Regions from separate parts of the Homo sapiens genome. Here region 1 is linked to region 2. A link is an interaction called in ENCODE POLR2A ChIA-PET data of the cell type or tissue named here. Cell type or tissue: PC-9. All regions are shown on one strand. Each heading gives the region's core, and the rest is flanking DNA. Links, peaks and the distances in the headings are about the cores only.

Evidence for each region. Peaks named below come from ENCODE experiments on the same cell type or tissue, not always from the same donor. Only the 100,000 strongest peaks of a DNase experiment are listed, where the experiment ranks them.
Region 1: POLR2A ChIA-PET joins it to region 2 with 10 read pairs; 2 of 35 experiments call an interaction of 5 or more read pairs at or near these places.

What each region holds. Positions count from the first base shown.
Region 1 is chr1:109,857,748-109,868,008 of GRCh38, reverse strand. The region is part of intron 4 of LINC01768 (long intergenic non-protein coding RNA 1768); the gene reads right to left. Among named protein-coding and RNA genes, the nearest start is that of LINC01768, 35 kb to the right of the region's middle. RefSeq lists an enhancer at 2,591-3,136. In PC-9, for the core only: no CTCF peak of the experiment used is centred there; no DNase peak of the experiment used is centred there.
Region 2 is chr1:109,942,381-109,953,671 of GRCh38, reverse strand. No RefSeq gene overlaps it. Among named protein-coding and RNA genes, the nearest start is that of AHCYL1, 37 kb to the left of the region's middle. In PC-9, for the core only: no CTCF peak of the experiment used is centred there; a DNase peak (open chromatin) is centred at 5,311; H3K27ac peaks cover 2,141 bases.

The sequences.
Region 1 (10,261 bases), core at 7,640-10,139, 89 kb after region 2:
TGTACACCACCAGGGCCAGCTAATTTTTTTTAGTAGAGACGGGCTCTCACCATGTTGGCCAGGATGGTCTCGATCTCCTGACCTCATGATCCCGCCTCAGCCTCCCAAAGTGCTGGGATTACAGGAGTGAGCCACCATGCCTGGCCACACCTGCAGATTTCTATCCTCCATTTTTGAGACCCCAGAGGCAAAAAGATTTCTCTCTTCAGAACTGGCTTGAAAAATCCTTCAGAAAGACCATGTTTGAGGGGGTGATTAGAATAATGGCTAAGAGCATGGACTCCAGAGCCAGAGTTCAAATCCTGGCTGTGTGAACATAATGAAGTTATGTAACCCCTTTGTGTCTGTTTCCCCCTAAAATGAGGATGATAATTGTATTACTTCATTGGGTTCTTGGGAGAATTCAATGAGCTAATGATGTGCTCAAAACAGTGCCTGGTACATGGTAAGCTCGTATATAACCGTGGCCATCACTCATCCTGCAGACAACACAAGAATGTTTAATTTGCTTTATGAGCTCAACTATCCAAAAGTAGAAGAAATAAGAAGAACTCCTTTGTTGGATCTAATGTTAAAAACATATGTCAATATTGGTTTATGATGCACAAGTGACTAGAGCTTGGGAGAAAGTAATGGCTTTGTGGAGCTCTTTATGGTGCAGAAGGGACCTGTTCATCTCACTCAAGGAGAGCAGATTTCAACAAGTTGGGAAATTTGCATGAGTCAAAAATATTGAAGGAGAATATGGCTAAAGAGGGACAGAAATTTCTAAGAAGTAATATGTTCATTATGTAGTCACAAATGAACCAAGGAAACATGCTGGGCCCCACCTTCTTCCTTGTTTCCTTTTTCATCCCCCTTTAAATTCTGTCCAGTTTAAATCCTAAGTTTGTCTTGCTGCTTCTTCCCATTCCCGCATCATCCACTCTCCTTCAGACTACCTTTATTTTTCACCTGGGCTCCCAACTGGTCTCCCCATATCAACTCTGGCACCTTTTAGAGTTCAAGGCATTCTCCACCCTCCACACTATACCCACAGTGATTATTTTGAAATATAAATCTGATTGCAATCCCATCATCCCTATCCTACCTCCCACCCTTAGAACCACTCACTGGCTTTCTAGCACCTCCAGGATAAAGAAAAACAGTTTTAACAGCCTACCAGACCCTGCTGAGTCTGGGCATCACCTGTTTCTCTAGCTTCATCAAGCTCCATCTTACTCTCTTTACTCTACCCATAATGGCCTTCCTTTAGTCCCAATCACCAAATTTTCCTGTGCCACAGGGCTTTTGCATGTGCAAGTCTCTTCCTGGAAAGCTCCTTCTCTTCCCCCTGTCTGTACCCCAACCCTTTTTAAAATCAATAGGCTATTTTTTTTTTTACAGTAGTTTCAGGTTTATAGCAAAATTGAGTGGAAAGCACAAAGAGTTCCCATATACCCTGTCCCACCCCCACCCCCATCCCCATACACACACAGCCTCCTCCACCCTCAATATCCCGAAATAGTGTGGGACATTTGCTACAACTGATGAACCAACGTAGATGCATCATTATCACCCAAAGGCCATAGCTTACATTATGATTCATTCTTTGTGTTGTACATTCAATGGGTTTACACAAATGTATAATGATAGATACCCACCCTTACTGTTTCACTACCCTAAAAATCCCTTGATCTTTAATTTCCTAGTGACTATGATGTTGGGCACCTGCTCATATGCTTACTTGCCATCTATCTACTTTGGTGAGGTGCCTGTTCAGATCTTTTGCTCATTTCTAAATTGAGTTGTTTCCTTCCTTTTTGACCTCAGTCAATCCTTCCCACTCATCTTTTAGATCTCAGTGATCCCTTTCTTGCATCTTTAACTAGATTTAAGAAAGAAAAAAGGCTCCTTATAAACTCTTCGCTATGTGCCTCTTCACAGTTATTGAGCTGTAATTTTATATTTATTTATGTAATTATTTGAACAGTGCCCCTTTCTTTGAGTTTGTAAGAGCAAGCACCATATCTGCTTTTGTTCCCTGGTATATCAGTAGTTCCTAGTGCTGTACCCAACATGTAGTAGGGGCTCCACAAACAGACCAAGGAATAATTAATAACCTCATTGAGAAGGAAGGCGAACTGGGCCCAGAGCAGTCATCTAAAGAACCACCTCAAATACACGGTGAGTTCAGAATTTCAAAGAGCAGGTATAGCAGTGGGAAGGGGCAGAGGGCCGAAAACAAATGCCCAAAGCAGCACCAGCCCACAAGACTGGGGTCAGGAATACTAACACGTAAAATGAGCTGAGGCTTAAACAAATGACAGAAACCAGAAACCCTGTTTTAGAAAAGTATCTGAAGCAAGAAAAACAATGGGGAAGATCCAGGCCCCACACTTAGTGGAGGGGACAAATTTTTTCATGCATAATGTTTTTCTCCCTCAAGAAGAGTAATTCTCAAACCGGAAAGTGTAAAGGCAAATTCCAGAAGAACGTGGAGCGCAGCCATGAGGAGGTGGTGGAAGCATCTGGCCACATTCGAGTTCTGGTTTTAGAGGAATCTCCTCGGAACTCGGGGATGTGATTGCAGAACTACTGTCCGTGATTTCTGAGAAATTTGGGAAAGGAGCCAACAGCCAGGGAAGTGTGAAATGTTTGTCAGTTTTCAAAACGGAGGAATGTCTAAATGGGGTAAATTTAACGACCTCTGACTTCCAAACAACATTAATTCATGGTACAAGTGTGAACTAGATTTGTAATGGAGTGCCTAGAAAGTGGAATTTTACATCTTTCTGCCTCAATGAACTGCCACTTAAAAGTTGCCAGCTAGCAAGAGGAGGCAGCCAATCTTCTTAGAGGAAGTCTTTGTTCTTAGAACAATCGTGTGAATGGTCTCCTTCAGTTACGTAAATGTGGGCAGCTAGGCACCCATCATCCTGAGAAGAGGATATAACTGGACATTTTTTCCCTACTGTGTGGCTTGACAAAGGCTGTTCTCTATATTTCTTGGTATGAAGAGCTGGTTGCTGAAGCATTTGGACAAATGTATACAGGAGCACAAGGAGCCTTCTGGGAGAAGACGGATCTGAACCACTCCCTTCTTATTTGAGGCAAAAGGTAACTCTGATGGGCTGAAATGATCGTACCTGAATCCATGGATGGGTTCCACCTGAAATGACCAAGAACCACCGCTCACACCCACTGCACCCACCCAAGTGGAAGAGGAGGTGTGAAACGATGGCTTGATTGTCCTCTGGCATGGTGCATGGCTGAGGCTGACACACCCAGAAAGCCCAGCTGCTTCACCAGAGGGGTGTCTGTGTGTAGCAGCCCACATGTGGTACACTCTTGTCTAAGCATGACACTGCAGGAGGACTCAATGCAGCTCGCGTCAGGAGCTGGACTATTTGTGTGATAGGACTTTGGCAGGACTGGTTTACAAGATACTGGTCACAGAGACCCCTGCTGATAAAATAGGATGTGGTAAAGAAGCCAGCCAAAACCAAGATGGCAACAAAAGTGACCTCTGATGGTCCTCACTGCTCATTATACACTAATTATAATACATTAGCATGCCACAAGACACTCCCATCAGCACCACAACAGTTTACAAATACCATGGCAACCACTGCACTACCGTATATGGTCTAAAAAGAGGAGGAACCTTTGGTTCCGGGAAATCTCCACCCCTTTCCTAGAAAACTCATAAATAATCCACCCCATATTTAGCATGTAATCAAGAAATAACCATAAGTATAGCCAGCCAGCAGCCCATGAGGGCTGCTCTGCCTGTGGAGTAGCCCCCCTTTTATTCTTTTACTTTCTTAATAAACTTGCTTTCACTTTGCTTGCTTGCTCTTGAATTCCCTCTTGTGCAAAGCCAAGAACTCACATGGCCTCCCAGGCTGAACCTTAATTTTGGGGTTCACCCTGTGACATTAGCAGCAGTGCATCAGGAGCTGGGGTGGGAGTGGGGGAATTCTAGTTTCAACAGTGATAGAGATGGCAGCATCAGAGAGAGCCTGGGTTCCTTCAGCCAAACACTGCATAAACTACAACAATGCACAGGCAGCAGGGAGAGAGAGGGTTTTGCTCATGAGGAAAGAAAAGAACTTATAGTTGAGGAATGTGAGTCCTTTTAAATCATCAGTCCCAGAGAGATATTAAAATGAGAAAGCAATCACATTCTACTTCCCCCTTGAGCTATGTATTCATCTCTTAAAACTGCTTGCTATTGCCACAAATAGCACTTGGACACTATATTGCTTAATAATGTATAGCAAATCACTCTTCAATGTTACTTTTGTGTATGTGTGTTTTTTTGTTTTTGTTTCTGTTTTTGTTTTTTTGAGACAGAGTTTCCCTCTTGTTGCCCAGGCTGGAGTGCAATGGCACGATCTCAGCTCACTGCAACCTCCGCCTCCCGGGTTCAAGCAATTCTCCTGCCTCAGCCTCCCAAGTAGCTGGGATTACAGGCGCCCACCACCACATCTGGCTGATTTTTGTATTTTTAGTAGAGATGGGGTTTTCACCATGTTGGCCGGGCTTGTCTCCTGACCTCAGGTGATCCACCCACTTGAGCCTCCCAAAGTGCTGGAATTACAGACGTGAGCCACCATGCTGGCCCAATGTTACTTTCGTAAACCAATGAGAAATCCTGACAAACAACTTTGTATCAGCCTACTCCCTGTCCCCACTTTCTGCCTTTAAAAATCCACTTGTGGCCAGGCGCGGTGTCTCATGCCTGTAATCCCAGCACTTCGGGAAGCTGAGGCAGGCGAATCACGAGATCAGAAGTTCAAGACCAGCCTGACCAATGTGGTAAAACGCCCTCTGTACTAAAAATACAAAAGAAATTAGCTGGGCATAGTGGCGGGCGCCTGTAATCCCAGCTACTCAGGAGGCTGAGTCAGGAGAATGACTTGAACCCAGGAGGCAGAGGTTGCAGTGAGCCGAGATCACACCACTGCACTCCAGCCAGGTGACAGAATGAGATTCGGTCTCAAAAAAAAAGTCTACTTGTAACTGCTGCTGATCAGAGTGTGTGTTCAGGACAACTTGAATCTATGCTGCCTGGTTGCAATTCTCAAGCTTGGCCCAAATAAACTCCTTACATTAATTTTGCCTCAGCTTCTTCCTTTTAGGTTGACACTTACTTGGTGTACTGGGCTGAATAGCAACCCCCACCACCCCAAATTCATATCTACCTGGAACCTGAGAACATGACCTTATTTGGAAGTAGGGTCTTTGTAGATGTAATCAGTTAAGATGAGGGTCTGTTTGTTTTGGGTGGGCCCTAAATGTGATGTGACTGGTATCCATATAAGAAGAGGAGAGGACACAGAGATTCATATGGGAAGTCCAGGTGACCTTGGAGATAGAGATTGGAGTGATGCACCTGCAAGTCAAGGAATGCCAAGGTTTACCAGCCAGAAGGAGCCAACCCTGCCAGCACCTTGATTTCAGACTTACGGCCCCCTGAACTGCAAGACATTAAATTTCTGTTGTTTTCAGCCACCGATTTGTGGTACTTCGTTACAGCAGCCTGGTAACAAATTGATTTGGGCATGTGGGGATTCAGGAGATTAATCTGGAAAATAAGAAATAATGAGAATCTTATTTGAATCCCAGACTGGTAAGGCAAGTTACACTAATTACAGATTATTAAACAGATGTCTTATCTGCTCTGATAAACCAACAAAATGCTGAAATGACATCTTATAATATTTTTGCGGATAAGCTAGGAAAAATGTGGGTTCGATGATGGTACAAGTTGAGGGTTTTCAGCTAGTTTAACACCCGATTGGATTGACCAAATGATGCTGGCCCACAGGAAAATTGCATGACTCTGTCCTTTACAGTAACTTGGATAATACTTTGAATATGTTCTTTTTTTTTAATACTTTAAGTTCTAGGGTACATGTGCACAATGTGCAGGTTTGTTACATAGGTATACATGTGCCATGTTGGTTTGCTGCACCCATTAACTCATCATTTACATTAGGTATTTCTCCTAATGCTACCCCTCCACCTGCACCCCACCCCATGACAGGTCCCCATGTGTGATGTTCCCCGCCCTGTGTCCAAGTGTTCTCATTGTTCAATGCCCACCTATGAGTGAGAACATGTGGTGTTTGGTCTTCTGTTCTTGAGATAGTTTGCCCAGAATGATGGTTTCCAGCTTCATCCATGTCCCTGCAAAGACATGAACTCATCCTTTTTTATGGCTGCATAGTATTTCATGGTGTATATGTGCCACATTTTCTTAATCCAGCCTATCATTGATGGATATTTGGGTTGGTTCCAAGTTTTTGCTATTGTGAACAGTGCTGCAATAAACACACGTGTGTATTTGTCTTTATAGTAGAATGATTTATAATCCTTTGGGTATATATCCAGTAATGGGATTGCTGGGTTGAATGGTATTTCTAGTTCTAAATCCTGGAGGAATCACCACACTGTCTTCCACAATGGTTCAACTAGTTTACACTCCCCAACAGTGTAAAAGTGTCTCTATTTCTCCAGATCCTCTCCAGCATCTGTTGTTTCCTGACTTTTTAATGATTGCCATTCTAACTGGTGTGAGATGGTATCTCATTGTGGTTTTGATTTGCATTTCTCTGATGAGCATTTTTTCATGTGTCTGTTGGCTGCATAAATGTCTTCTTTTGAGAAGTGTCTGTTCATATCCTTTGCCCACTTTTTGATGGGGTTGTTTTTTCCTTGTAAGTTTGTTTAAGTTCTTTGTAGATTCTGGATATTAACCCTTTATCGGATGGGTAGATCGCAAAAATTTTCTCCCATTCTGTAGGTTGCCTGTTCACTCTGATGGTAGTTTCTTTTGCTGTGCAGAAGCTCTTTAGTTTAATTAGATCCCATTTGTCAATTTTGGCTTTTGTTGCCATTGCTTTTGGTGTTTTAGTCATGAAGTCCTTGTCCATGCCTATGTCCTGAATGGTATTGCCTAGGTTTTCTTCTAGGGTTTTTATGGTTTTAGGTCTTATGTTTAAATCTTTAATTCATCTTGAATTAATTTTTGTATAAGGTGTAAGGAAGGGATCCAGTTTCAGCTTTCTACATATCACTAGCCAGTTTTCCCAGCACCATTTATTAAATAGGGAATCCTTTCCCCATTTCTTGTTTTTGTCAGTTTTGTCAAATATCTGATGGTTGCAAATGTGTGGTGTTATTTCTGAGGCCTCTGTTGTGTTCCATTGGTCTATCTCTCTGTTTTGGTACCAGTACCATGCTGTTTTCGTTACTATAGCCTTGTAGTATATTTTGAAGTCAGGTAGTGTGATGCCTCCAGCTTTGTTCATTTTGCTTAGGATTGTCTTGGCAATGCGGGCTCTCTTTTGATTCCACATGAACTTTAAAGTAGTTTTTTCCAATTCTGTGAAGAAAGTCATTGGTTTCTTGATGGGGATGGCATTGAATCTATAAATTACCTTGGGCAGTATGGACATTTTCACGATATTGACTCTTCCTATCCATGAGCATGGAATGTTCTTCCATTTGTTTGTGTCCTCTTTTATTTCATTTAGCAGTGGTTTGTAGTTCTCCTTGAAGAGGTCCTTCACATCCTTTGTAAGTTGGATTCCTGGATATTTTATTCTCTTTGTAGTAATTGTGAATGGGAGTTCACTCATGATTTGGCTCTATGTTTGTCTGTTCTTGGAGTATAGGAATGCTTGTAATTTTTGCACATTGATTTTGTGTGTATTTCTGTGGGATCGGGGATTATATCCCCTTTATCATTTTTTATTGCATCTATTTGATTCTCCTCTCTTTTCTTCTTTATTAGTCTTGCTAGCAGTCTATCAATTTTGTTGATTTTTTCAAAAAAACAGCTCTTGGATTCATTGATTTTTTGAAATTTTTTTTCTGTATCTCTATCTCCTTCAGTTCTGCTCTGATCTTAGTTATTTCTTGCCATCTACTAGCTTTTGAATGTGTTTGCTCTTGCTTCTCTAGTTCTTTTGTGATGTTAGGGTGTCGATTTTAGATCTTTCCTGCTTTCTCTTGTGGGCATTTAGTGCTATAAATTTCCCTCTACACACTGCTTTAAATGTGTCCCAGAGATTCTTGTACATTGTGTCTTTGTTCTTATTGGTTTCAAAGAACATCTTTATTTCTGCCTTTATTTCATTATTTACCCAGTAGTCATTCAGGAGCAGACTGTTCAGTTTCCATGTAGTTGTGTGGTTTTGAGTGAGTTTCTTAATCCTGAGTTCTAATTTGATTGCACTGTGGTCTGAGAGACAGTTTGTTGTGATTTCTGTTCTTTTACATTTGCTGAGGAGTGTTTTACTTCCAGCTATGTGGTCAATTTTGGAGTAGGTGTGGTGTGGTGCTGAGAAGAATGTATATTCTGTTGATTTGGGGTGGAGAGTTCTGTAGATGTCTATTAGGTCTGCTTGGTGCTAAGTTCAAGTCCTGATATCCTTGTTAACCTTCTGTCTCGTTGATCTGTCTAATGTTGACAGTGGGGTGTTAAAGTCTCCCATTATTGTTGTGTGGGAGTCTAAGTCTCTTTGTAGGTCTCTAAGGACTTGCTCTGTGAATCTGGGTGCTCTTGTATTGGGTGCATATATATTTAGGATAGTTAGCTCTTCTTGTTGAACTGATCCCTTTACCATTATGTAATGGCTTCTTCATCTCTTTTGATCTTTGTTGGTTTAAAGTCTGTTTTATCAGAGACTAGGATTGCAACCCCTGCTTTTTTTTTTGTTTTCCATTTGCTTGGTAGATCTTCCTCCATCCCTTTATTTTGAGCCTATGTGTGTCTCTGCACATGAGATGGGTCTCCTGAATACAGCACATTGATGGGTCTTGACTCTGTCCAATTTGCCAGTCTGTGTCTTTTAATTGGGGCACTTAGCCTATTTACATTTAATTTAATATTGTTATGTGTGAATTTGTTCCTGTCATTATGATGTTAGCTGGTTATTTTGCCCATTAGTTGATACAGTTTCTTCCTAGCGTTGATGGTCTTTACAATTTGGCATGTTTTTGCAGTGGCTGGTACCAGTTGTTCCTTTCCATGTTTAGTGCTTCCTTCAGGAGCTCTTATAAGACAGGCCTGGTGGTGAAAAAATCTCTCAGCATTTGTAAAGGATTTTATTTCTCCTTCACTTATGAAGCTTAGTTTGGCTGGATATGAAATTCTGAGTTGAAAATTCTTTTCTTTAAGAACGTTGAATATTGGCCCCCACTCCCTTCTGGCTTGTGGAGTTTCTGCCAAGAAATCCACTGTTAGTCTGATGGGCTTCCCTTTGTGGGTAACCCGATCTTTCTCTCTGGCTGTCCTTAACATTTTTTCCTTCATTTCGACCTTGGTGAATCTGACAATTATGTGTCTTGGGGTTGCTCTTCTCAAGGAGTATCTTTGTGATGTTCTTTGTATCTCCTGAAATTGAATGTTGGCCTGCCTTGCTAGGTTGGGGAAGTTCTCCTGGATAATATCCTGAAGAGTGTTTTCCACCTTGGTTCCATTCTCCCCGTCACTTTCAGGTACACCAATCAGACGTAGATTTGGTCTTTTCACATAGTCCCATATTTCTTGGAGTCTTTGTTCATTTCTTTTTACTCTTTTTTCTCTAAACTTCTCTTCTTGCTTTATTTCATTAATTTGATCTTCAATCACTGATACCCCTTCTTCCACTTGATCGAATCAGCTATTGAAGCTTGTGCATGCGTTATGTAGTTCTTGTGCCATGGTTTTCAGCTCCGTCAGGTCATTTAAGGTCTTCTCTACGCTGTTTATTCTAGTTAGCCATTTGTCTAATCTTAAGGTTTTTAGCTTCCTTGTGATGGGCTCAAACATTCTCCTTTAGCTCGGAGAAGTTTGTTATTACCAACCTTCCGAAGCCCACTTCTGTCAGTGAGAGACAGGACTAGCTGGATTTCCAAGGCCGACTAAGAATCCCTAAGTCTAGCTGGGAAGGTGACTGCATCCACCTTTAAACATGGGGCTTTCAACTTAGCTCACACCCGACCAATCAGGTAGTAAAGAGAGCTCACTAAAATGCTACTAATTAGGCAAAAGCAGGAGGTAAAGAAATAGCCAATCATCAAATGCCTGAGAGCACAGGGGGAGGGACAATGATTGGGATATAAACCCAGGCATTCAAGCAGGCAATGGCAGCCCCGTGTGGGTCCCCTCCCATTGTATGGGAGCTCTGTTTTCACTGTATTACACCAGGATTCCACGGATGGCCCAAATGCATTCAATCTGTAGCAGCAACTGCTTTGTTAACAGAAGAAAGTAGAAAAGTAA
Region 2 (11,291 bases), core at 4,337-6,836:
CCACAGCTACACAACACTGCCAAGGAAGCTACTTCGGGAATTCCGAGAGGGGCACACTTGGATCTGAACCTCTCCTTTTCCAGTAATCTAATGAGATTGACTGATTCCATCTTTTTTCTTGAAGACCAAAGTGGAGGACTGGGTTCTCTTTATCAGCAGATTCCTATAGAGAGAGGCAAAGGTCACAGCCAGGTACAAAGAAGTCACCTAAAAAAACTTTAGGTAAAAATAATCCTCTAGGACATTATCAAAAGGCAAGGTTAATGAATCAAAGTAAAAACAACTGGTAATATGATATTTAATAAAGTTTAAATTATGGTTCTACCACTTACTAGATATAAAACACGGACAAGTAACCAACATCCCTGAGCCTCAAAGTCTGCAAAATGAAGATAATAGCTCCTTCCCACATTTGTTACCCCATATAAATGGGACAATGTAGGCAAAAAATGTGCCTGGCATTCAAATATCTGTCAAATCCCATCTAAAAAACTTGAACCTCAAAAAGGATTCCAGACTGTCAAAATATAACCACAAAGATTGGTATTGGTACTTCTGTTCCTCTCCAAGACCAGTTGAAGAAAACAAGAAAGTCAAGAATGATGAAATAAAGATAAATACCAGGACCAATGAAAGATTTTACAATTATATCACTTATATTATACATCCAGAAGACAACTCTCTATAAGAAGAAAATAAGTTTAAAGACTGAGTTAAAAAAGAAATGTAACTATTAATTATCTATAAGAAAAATAATTAGGCCAGGCGTGGTGGCTCACGCCTGTAATCCCAGCACTTTGGGAGGCTGAGGCTGGCAGATCACAAGGTCAGGAGTTCGAGACCAGCCTGGCCAACATAGTGAAACCCTGTCTCTACTAAAAATACAAAAAAAAATTAGCTGGGCATGGTGGTGCGGGCCTGTAGTCCCAAGTACTCAGGAGGCTGAGGCAGGAGCAGGAGAATTGCTTGAAGCCGGGAGGTGGAGGAGGTTGCAGTGAGCCAAGATCATGCCCCTGCACTCCAGCCTGGGAGACAGAGCAAGACTCCTTCTCAAAAAAAAAAAAAAAGAAAAAGAAAAAGAAAAAGAATAAAAATCACAAATCACAAGACTTCTTTTTTTTTTTTTTTTTTTTTGAGATGAGTCTTGCTCTGTTGCCCAGGCTGGAATACAATGGCATGATCTTAGCTCACTGCAACCTCTGCCTCCCAGGTTCAAGCGATTCTCTTGCCACAGCCTATCAAGTAGCTGGGATTACAGGTGCCTGCCACCACACCTGGCTAATTTTTGTATTTTTAGTAGAGACGGGGTTCCACCCCGTTGGCCAGGCTGGTCTTGAACTCCTGACTTCAGGTGATCCGCCCACCTCGTCCTCCCAAAGTGCTGGGATTACAGGTGTGAGCCACCGCGCCTGGCCTAAAACCACAATACTTTTTTTAAAAAAAGACTAAGATGATGGGAGTATCCTAACTTCTCGCCTGAGTATATAGTAGCAAAGGAGATTTTATGATAACGAATATGAAGAATGATAACATATGTTGAGCAATGAATGTTTAATAATCCTCAAGTTTTAGGTTCTAAATAATGCAATAACAAAGACATGCAAAAAGAGAAAAATGAAAATATAATTGCATTTGGATTCCTTGGCACTTTATTAACTAGCTAATTTTCAAAAGAGAGAAAATAGGGAAAATTAAATGGTAAATGAAAAAGAAAAGCAATTTTTAAGCAAATTATATTTTTAATACTTGTTCAAAAGACAGTCAGTAAAGTTTAATATGTATTCCTTATTAAATCTTTGCAATTAGATGCAGATATTTTTATTCTCAAATAAGAAGAACAAAATGTACTTAATCTGAAGAACCAATGTCATACTTATTGGAGATGCACGAGACTTGCTTCTCTGGAAAACAGAACAGAAGGTTCACCCATGTCTGTTTTTCTCAATGTGGTACTAGAAATGCTGACAATAGCTGTTTGGGAAAGGCATAAATAATTAGGGTAGGCCAGGTGCAGTGGCTTACGCCTGTAATCCCAGCACTTTGGGAGGCCGAGGTGAGTGTATCACGAGGTCAGGAGTTCAAGACCAACCTGGACAAGATGGTGAAACCCCATCTCTACTAAAAATACAAAAAATTAGCCAGGCATGGTGGTGGGCGCCTGTAATCCCAGCTACTCCGGAGGCTGAGGCAAAGAATTGCTTGAACCTGGGAGGCGAAGGTTACAGTGAGCCAAGATCATGCCACTGCACTCCAGCCTGGGCAACAGAGCGAGACTCCATCTTAAAAAAAAAAAAAAAAAAACCGAAAAAAACAATTAGGGTAAAAAATACTACTCCAGTTGACGTGATTATTTATCTGAATGTTCCAAGAATAGTATCCCCTAAATTACTATAAATAATACATGAATTTAGCAAAGATGTGAGCCAAAAGAAACCCACATAGAACAATTGCGTTTCTGTCAGTGAAATATAGCTGCATATTAATAAAAACATAAAATAAAAGAGAGAAAGATTCCATTCATAACCACGAACCAAAAATAAATTTGCTTGAGGATTTTCTTTAAGCCACAAGATTTATTCCAAGAAAGTTACTAAACTATAGCAGTAAAAGTAAAGGAGGATATGAATAAGTGGAGAGATACACCAGATTATTATTGGAAAAATACATATATAATAAATGTGACAGTGTTTCAAAGTTAATAGATTTCATGTAGTACCAGTTTAAGGCCTTACAAAATAATTACAGAAGCAGAATAATAGATAACAATCTTAGAAAATAAGAAAAGATACAAAAAAAGTAGGGCTTTCACAGGATTTAAAATGTATTACAAAAAGTACATTGATCAAAACTTTCTTAGCACCACAGCCAGGGTGGCACTGATAAGCTAAGTCAGATCCTGCCTTTCCTTTGTGCAAAACCATCCTAGACTTCTCATCTGCCTCTGAGTAAACACCACAGTCCTTACAATGCATGACCTGGCCCTGCAAGATCTGCTCTCGCCCTTCCATGTCTGGTCACCTCTCCTGTTCTGTCTGTCACTTATTCCACTGCAGTCACCTTGGCCTCTCACTAGGCCTGAATGCATTAGGCACTTTCCAGGTCACAAAATTTGATGTTCCTTTATACTTGCGCTTCTGTCTGGAACCCTTTTTTCTCCCACATATTTGCATACTTGTTCCCTCCCCTCCTTTGGGCTTTGCTAAAACAGCATCTTCTCAATGAGGTCCTCCTTAAGATTCCCAGAGAAAAGTTCAACTTTTCATTCCCATGCCAGGCTCCCTATCACTTTTTCCTGTCTTATTTATTATTTATTTATCCATCTGTTATCTATTTTTAAATTGTCTCCACCACCACCAGAATGATATAGCTCCATGAGGGCAGGGATGTTTGTTTTGTTAACAGCTGTATCCTTCGCACCCAGAATGGTACCTGGCACATAGTAGGTGCTTAACACATATTTGTTGAATGAATGAATGAATGAATGAGATAGAACAGAAATTCCTGTGGCACTGCTATTCTATTTTATAAACTTAATTTATGACAAAGCAGAAGTAACACAAGGCAGAAAGAGTTCATTGCTTGCTAATTGTTTGAGCAATGAAACAATAAAAAGGGAATTTAATATCTTAGAGTAATACATGGCATTATGTATAATAATACAGCCAGGCATCGTGGCTCAGGCCTGTAATCCCAGCAATTTTGGAGGCCTAGGCAGGCAGATTGCTTGAGTTCAGGAGTTCAAGACCAGCCTGGGCAACATAGTAAAACCCCATCTCTACAAAAAAAAAATACAAGAATTAGCCAGGCATGGTGGCACATATCTGTAACCACAGCTACTCAGGAGACTGAGGTGGAAGGATCACTTGAGCCCAGGAGGTCGAGGCTGCAGTGAGGCCAAGACCATGCCACTTCGCTTGAGCCTGGGCAACAGAGTGAGACCCTGTCTCAAAAAAAAAAATAATAATAATAATATAAATTTCAGATGATTAGAGTAAAACCTACACCAGTTTTTGTTTGTTTGTTTGTTTGTTTGTTTAAGACGGAGTCTCACTCTGTCACCCAGGCTGGAGTGCAGTGGCGTGATCTCGGCTCACTGCAACCTCTCACTCCTGGGTTCAAGTGATTCTCCTGCCTCAGCCTCCCAAGTAGCTGGGATTACAGACATGTACCACCACACCCTGCTAATTTTTGTATTTTTAGTAGAGAGGGGGTTTCACCATGTTGGCCAGGCTGGTGTTGAACTCCCTACCTCAAGCGATCTGCCAGCCTCGGCCTCCCAAAGTGCTGGGGTTACAGGCGTGAGCCAACGCACCCAGCTTAGTATTTTTTTAAATGGGAAAAATAACATGGTTATCTCATGTTTGAAGGGGTCGTAAATGTCTGACTATTGAAGAAATGAAAAAAATTTATTAAGGACAAGGTAGAGAAATATAAACATATATTATTATTATTATTATTGTTATTTAGACAGGGTCTCACTTTGTCCCTCAGGCTGGAGTGTAGTGGCACAATCTTCGTTCACTGCAGGCTTGACCTCCTGGGTTCAAGCGATCCTCCTGCCTCAGCCCCAGAAGTAGCTGGGACTAAAGGTACATACCACCACGCCCAGCTAACTTTCATATTTTTTTGAAGAGATGGGGTTTCACCATGTTGGCCAGCCTGGTCTCGAACTACTGACCTCAAATGATCTGCCCGCCTCACCCTCCCAAACTGCTGGGATTACAGGCGTGAGCCACCACACCTGGCCAAATATATAAAGATTACTCTGAACTTTACAGCAGCTACATACAAGACTATGCTATAGAAATAAAAGATGTGACAAATATTAAAAGCTTATCCCCAAGTAGAAAACAATAGATGGAGAAAATACTGGCTTGTGTCTGGATTCTACTCTGTAAATTGTCAAAGGAGAGGAACAGTTTATTCCCCCCAAAAAGGAAGAACAATTATCACATAAAAAAATACAGCCTTGAAAGTAATAAAGAGAAGCCCATTTAAACAACTTTAACATATCATTCTAGAACTATTAGACTAGCAAAAAGCTAGTAAAAGTAATAAATCCCATGTTAACAGAACTGTGGGGAAACAGGTACTTATATGTTGCTGGTGATAATGTGAACTTGTGCAATCTCTTAAACAATAAAAGGATATGCATCAAAGGCAGTAAAAATGCTCATATCTTTTGGAGTATTTATTCTGTTTTTGGAAGCTTATCTACAAGGAAGTAAATAAACCAAAAATTAAGCAAACAAAAAAAAATCAATCTGTTTCATACTGTGTAAAAAAGTGAAACTTGAAAATGACTCAGGTGCCAAATAATAGAGGAAATTCTAAGCAACTTTTCTTATAATAACACACTGGACAATTAAGAATGAAAATCTGGGGACTTTTTTTAACATGAAAGAATGTGAATGTCAACACAGCAGTGCTACCACCTGAGATGTTGAAGTGTGATTTTTCTGTAATAAAGCCAAGAGAGGTCACCCCTGAGATCAGAATTCTAATCTTTGGAACAATGCGCTGCCCAGAACTTACTGTACTAGGTGAAGAATCCTCTTACACAGGGTTATGCCAACCTGCCAGATTGAAAAGTCTAAGAAACTCCCTGGTGAGGCTTGAGGCTTGAAGTAACGATTTCATTTCACTTCATGGACGCTATTAACTCGGCCTCATGGACACACTTGTCCTGCAGTAAGATGAAGAGAGGAGGGTGCCCAGGCAGGCAGGACTGAAAGGTTCAGTTTCATTAGGAACTGGGTGCCCAAAGGAGGAAGCTGTAAGCCACGCTCCTGGAAAGTAGAGAACTTCGCAGGGAGCATGGGACCAGGGAGGAAGTGCCTTCTAAGGCTGCAGGAGTGGCAGGCCTTGGGACGGGAAAATTCCAGAGTAAAGATCCATTGTGAGGGAATTTCGCCTGTGTGAACCCAGAGCCTTCTGTAAATGCCACGGGATGCCTGAAAGTTCTAAACAGGAAACATGGCAAGACGGAGAGGAGCTACAATTTATTTGTCCAACTCATAATGCAGGTAAACAGGAAGATGAGATGTTTTGCCTACCTGCATGCCATGCCAGACTGCCTGGGTTTGAATTCTTTTTTTTTTTTTTTTTTTTTTTTTTTTTTAGATGTAGTCTCACTCTGTCACCCAGGCTCAAGTGCAGTGGCATGATCTTGGCTCACTGCAACCTCCATCTCCTGGATTCAAGCAATTCCCCCTGCCTCAGCTTCCCGCGTAGCTGGGATTACGGGTGTGCACCACCATGCCCACCTAATTTTTGGATTTTTAGTAGAGAAGGGGTTTCACTACGTTGGCCAGACTGGTCTGGAACTCCTGACCTCAGGTGATCCACCCGCCTTGGCCTCCCAAAGTGCTGGGATTACAGGTGTGAGCCACCACACCCAGCCCTGGCTTTGAATTTTGACTCTACCATTTATTAGCTGTGTGACCTTGGGCAAGTCACTTACACGCCTGTGGCTCAGTTTAACAACAGCACCTTCCTCTTAGGGATGCAGTGAGGTTTAGGTGCAACAAAACAGGGAAAGCTCCCACATTGGGATTCTCATTAACTGCAAGCTCCTATCATTATTTTGTACTAAGGTTATCTTGCCATGCAGCAAAGTGCCTGGGAGCACAGCTCAGAGAATAAGAAAGTTTGGATCAGATAGAAGCATCAGGAATTTATAACCAAGAGCTACCCAAAACAGTGAGGATCTGGGAGGAGGAAGAAAGAAAGCCTTCAAGTTATTTACACTGGAGATGCTAGGCTGGCGTGGGAAGGTTGGATGCCCTAAGCCTTCAGGTCTCAGTTGGGCTACCAGGCAGGTTTCTCCCCTCACCAGAGGCCGTCTCACAGTCAGCCTTGGGACCCTGGCTAGAGGCAGTTCTCCTTGAATTGCTTCGAGTGAGGCAGGACTGGTCCCAAATGGAGTCATGGGGTCATTGGGCACTAGACCACGGGTGCCTTGAAGACCTCACTGTGTGAGAGACAGATTGAGAAACACATCCAAGAATTTAGGAAGTAGATAGTGCTTTTTTTTTTTTCTTCCTGCTGATTGCCTGCCCATTGGTTGAGAGTGGGTAGTGTCAAAATTAAATCCTGATGCTTGTGCATTTTCCCTGGGAAAAGTTACAGATTTCGCTGGCTGAGGCAGTGGATGGGCGGGCAAGTGCAGGGACTAAGTGAAGGGGTCTGGAGGAGGGAAGAAATGTCTTCAGGGCATTTTTCGGAAGCTTTGCTGTGCAATGTGTTGTATAATCTTCTCCTCTATGTCCCAAGATAATTGTGCTAAAGACTGACATTTATTTTAAGGCTTTAAAAAAAAAGTTAGCTTTAGATTTCTTTGGAATGTTGTGCTGTGATGCTCCCTAAGGCACAAGCAATAGAAGTCTGTAAGTATGGGATTGTTCATTCACACAATCATTATTTATTAAGCACCTACTGTATCTGAGGAGCCATGTTAGGAGACGAGAATAGAGAGGTAGATAAGGTACAGTCTTAGTCTTCAAGTTGCTCACAGTGTACTGGAGATACAGATAAATATACAAATAATAGGTAAATTGTTGGTGTAATAATAATTGCGGTAGGCTGAATAATGTCTCCCAAACAGATCCAGGTCCTCGTGTCTGGAAACTAGGAATGCCATCTTACCCAGGTGGGCCCTAAAGGTGATCAGAAGAGTCCTTATAAGAGGAAGGCAGGGGGAGATCTCCCCACAGAAGAGAAGGCAATGTGATGGCAGAAGCTGCAATTGGTGTGATGAGCGTTGAAGACGGAGGAAGGGAGCGCACACCAAGGAATGCAGGAGGCCTCTAGAAGCTGAAAAAGTCAAAGAAACAGATTCCCCCTCAGAGTGTCTGGAAGGAACCAGCCCGACCCACACCTCGACTCTGGCCCACTGAGACCAATTTCAGACTTCTGAACTCCAGATATTTAAGATAATAAATTGAATCAATTTGTGGGGGTTTTTTGTTTGTTTTTGAGACAGGGTCTCACTTTGTTGCCCAGGCTGGAGTGCAATGGTGCCATATTGGATCATGGCAACCTCTGCCTCCCTGGTTCAAGCAATTCTTCTGCCTCAGCCTCCTGAGTAGCTGGGATTACAGGTCTGAGCCATCACGCCCGGCTAATTTTTGTATTTTTAGTAGAGACCAGGTTTTACCATGTTGGCCAGGCTGGCCTAGAACTGCTGACCTCAAGTGATTCACCCACCTTGACCTCCCAAAGTGCTGGGACTACAGGTGTGAGCCACCACACCCGGCCAAATTTGTGTTGTTTTAAGTGACTAAGTTTGCAGCAATTAGTTATATCGGCAATAGGAAACTAATACATTAGTGTTTAGTGAAAGAAGAGGCACAGAATGGAATGGACATCCTGACAATTGCCCTGCAGATATGCAGCTCATCCAGGTGTCAGAAGGGAATACAGAGAAGTGGTGCTATTGACTCTTGCCATAAAGGAATCTGGGAAGGACGTAAAGAACATCTTTACCTAGCACTGTGAGGTGTGGAGAGGTGAAGGGATTGGCCAGGGTCATACATATTCATTTACTGAGCATCTGCTCTGAACCAGCTCCTGTGTTGGTTTTGATGGGATATGAAAATAATTAAGGCAGGGTTCTTGCCCTCAAGGAACTTCCAGTCCAGCAGGGGAGAGCTAGCATAAAAGCTCTGGGTTATCATGACTTTGGACCAGTTATTTAACCTCTTTGGGTTTAGGTCCTTCTATGTAAACGATAGAAAGAGCTGCTTCACCAGATGTGAGGACCAAGTGATAAAATATATGCCAACTTGCTTTGTAATCTGTAAAGCATTATAGAAATAAAAGGTGTTATTGTAATTAGGTATAAGAAAAACAAGACACTCACTTAAGTAGCTTGAAGGCATATGAGGAAGACATAAAAAAACCACAAGACACTCACTTAAGTAGCTTGAAGGCATATGAGAAAGACATAAAAGACATACTGGAGATTCAGATGGAGTGACCGAAGAGATGAACTCAGCTAGCAGGATCAACACAGCTTTCTAGAGGAAGGACATTTTAGCAGGTTGTGGTGGGACAGGAAGTAGATGTGAGAAGGGGAAGGGGAGCGAGAGCCCAAGGAAGGGCAAGGAGGAAGAACATTTACTAGATGTGAATGTGAATGTGAGTGGCTGGAGATGAGGTTAAACGGTTAAATGATAGATTGGGCCCTGATTGTGAAGGGATAACCTGCGTCCTTTGTAGGTGACTTGAACCTCTAGATGATGAGGAATTTCAGTGGTGGGGAAGTTGGCACCTTCATAGGGCTAAATCTTAACTTTTCCATAAGCCCTTCTTAATCTTGCTTCCACCACCTCATCCCAGCTCCTCATTAAGGTGTCCAGAGCAGAACCCAGGTTGTGTGGCTCCAATCGCTGCTCCTTTCTCCATCAGTTCTATTTCAACACAAGGCAGAGTTAGGAGCTGAAACTTGTTCGTGTTTTTTTTCCCTTTAAAAAATACTGTTGGAGTTTTTTTGTTTTGTTTTTGTTTTTTGTTTTAGAAAATTACTCATTGTTGGCCAGCGCGGCGGCTCATGCCTGCAATCCCAGCACTTTGGGAGGCCGAGGCGGATGGATCACCTGAGTTCAGGAGTCTGAGACCAGCCTGGCCAACAAGGTGAAACCCTGTCTCTACTAAAAATACAAAAATTAGCCAGGTGTGGTGGTGGGTGCCTGTAATCCCTGCTACTCTGGAGGCTGAGGCAGGAGAATCGCTTGAACCAGGGAGGTGAAGGTCGCAGTAAGCTGAGACTGCGCCATTGCACTCCAGCATGGGCAACAAGAGCGAAACTCCGTCTCAAAAAAAAAAAAAAAGGAAAACAAAAAGAAAATTGCTAATTGTTAAATCATGCAAAGGATGAAGACAATAGTTTCTGGGACAGATGAGCATTCACTGTGAGCCAAAAAGCCAAATGCTGTTTAAAGTACATTCTACTTGGACCTCTGCTGATATTCTCATATCGAATAACATTGTGCTGAAAAATTGGTGGAGAATACTTGCACTAGAACAAAAATTCTGGTTCAGGGTTTGGTTCTTGGTTAAAAAATAAACTATGGGAGGCCCAGGCGGGCGAATCACGAGGTCAGGAGATCGGGACCACCCTGGTTAACATGGTGAAACTCCATAAAAAATTAGCCAGGCATGGTGGCGGGGGCTTGTAGTCCCATCTACTTAGGAGGCTGAGGCAGGAGAATGGTGTGAACCTGGGAGGTGGAGCTTGCAGTGAGCTGAGATTGCGCCACTGCACTCCAGCCTGGGCGACACAGCAAGACTCCATCTCAAAAAATAAATAAATAAAATAAAATAAAAATAAAAAATAAAAAAGGGGAATAATTGTTCTGGAAGTTGTATTCGTCTTCTCTTTCCATTTTGCTCTTATCAGCTCTACAGACGTTAACTGAGCGCCTTCTCTCTGCTGGTCTGTGTGGTGGGTGGTAGGCAGGCCCTGTGAATGGAGTTCCAGTCTGGTGATGAGGGAGTGTCAGATGACGTTCATCTACCTCAGTATTTGAGCTTTTAACTCAAAGAGTTATGACTTTTAAGGAAGATTCTAAAGCCCACTTAAATTGTCTCCTCCTCTATGTATTCTTCCCTGATAATTTGCTAGAAGGACTCTCTCTTTCTCTTTTTCTGTCCCTCGGCCTCACTCCCTTCTCCATACCCTTTCCTCTAGGTAGGAGTAATCTTTTATTCTACATCTCCCAAGACAGTTAAGATTTCAAATATTTTACCCCACAATCCCTACATTACAGTGACATGCAAATGTTTTGACAACCGAGCAACAGCTTCTGAAATACCTGTGTCTCCCAAATGATAAAAACTACAACTTGGATGGTGCCATTTTCCAGGACAGTTTAGAAGTAAAAACTGTGCTATTATCACCCTCAATTTACAGATGAGGAAACTGAGTCACAGAGAGATTAAATTATTTACCCAAGGTCACTTCGGTCAGATCTTGTGGCTCAATTTTTGGCTCAGAATATTTGGTTCCCAGAACTGCTTATCATCTCTCTCCCAGTCCTGAGACACATGAACTCTCTTTCCTCCCTGGCCTTGTCTGAAAGCTTTGAATTCACAAAACATAGAAGGTAAAAGAGTAAAAAGCTGTCTACAAAGAATCGTAATGACATGGAAAAATGTTCATGATTATGACATTATGTGAAAAATCAATACTGTACATTCATTATGATATCAACTATGTAAAGATATAAACATACTATTAAAATACTAGAAGGAAATACAACAGAATGTTGACAGTAGTTATTCCTGAA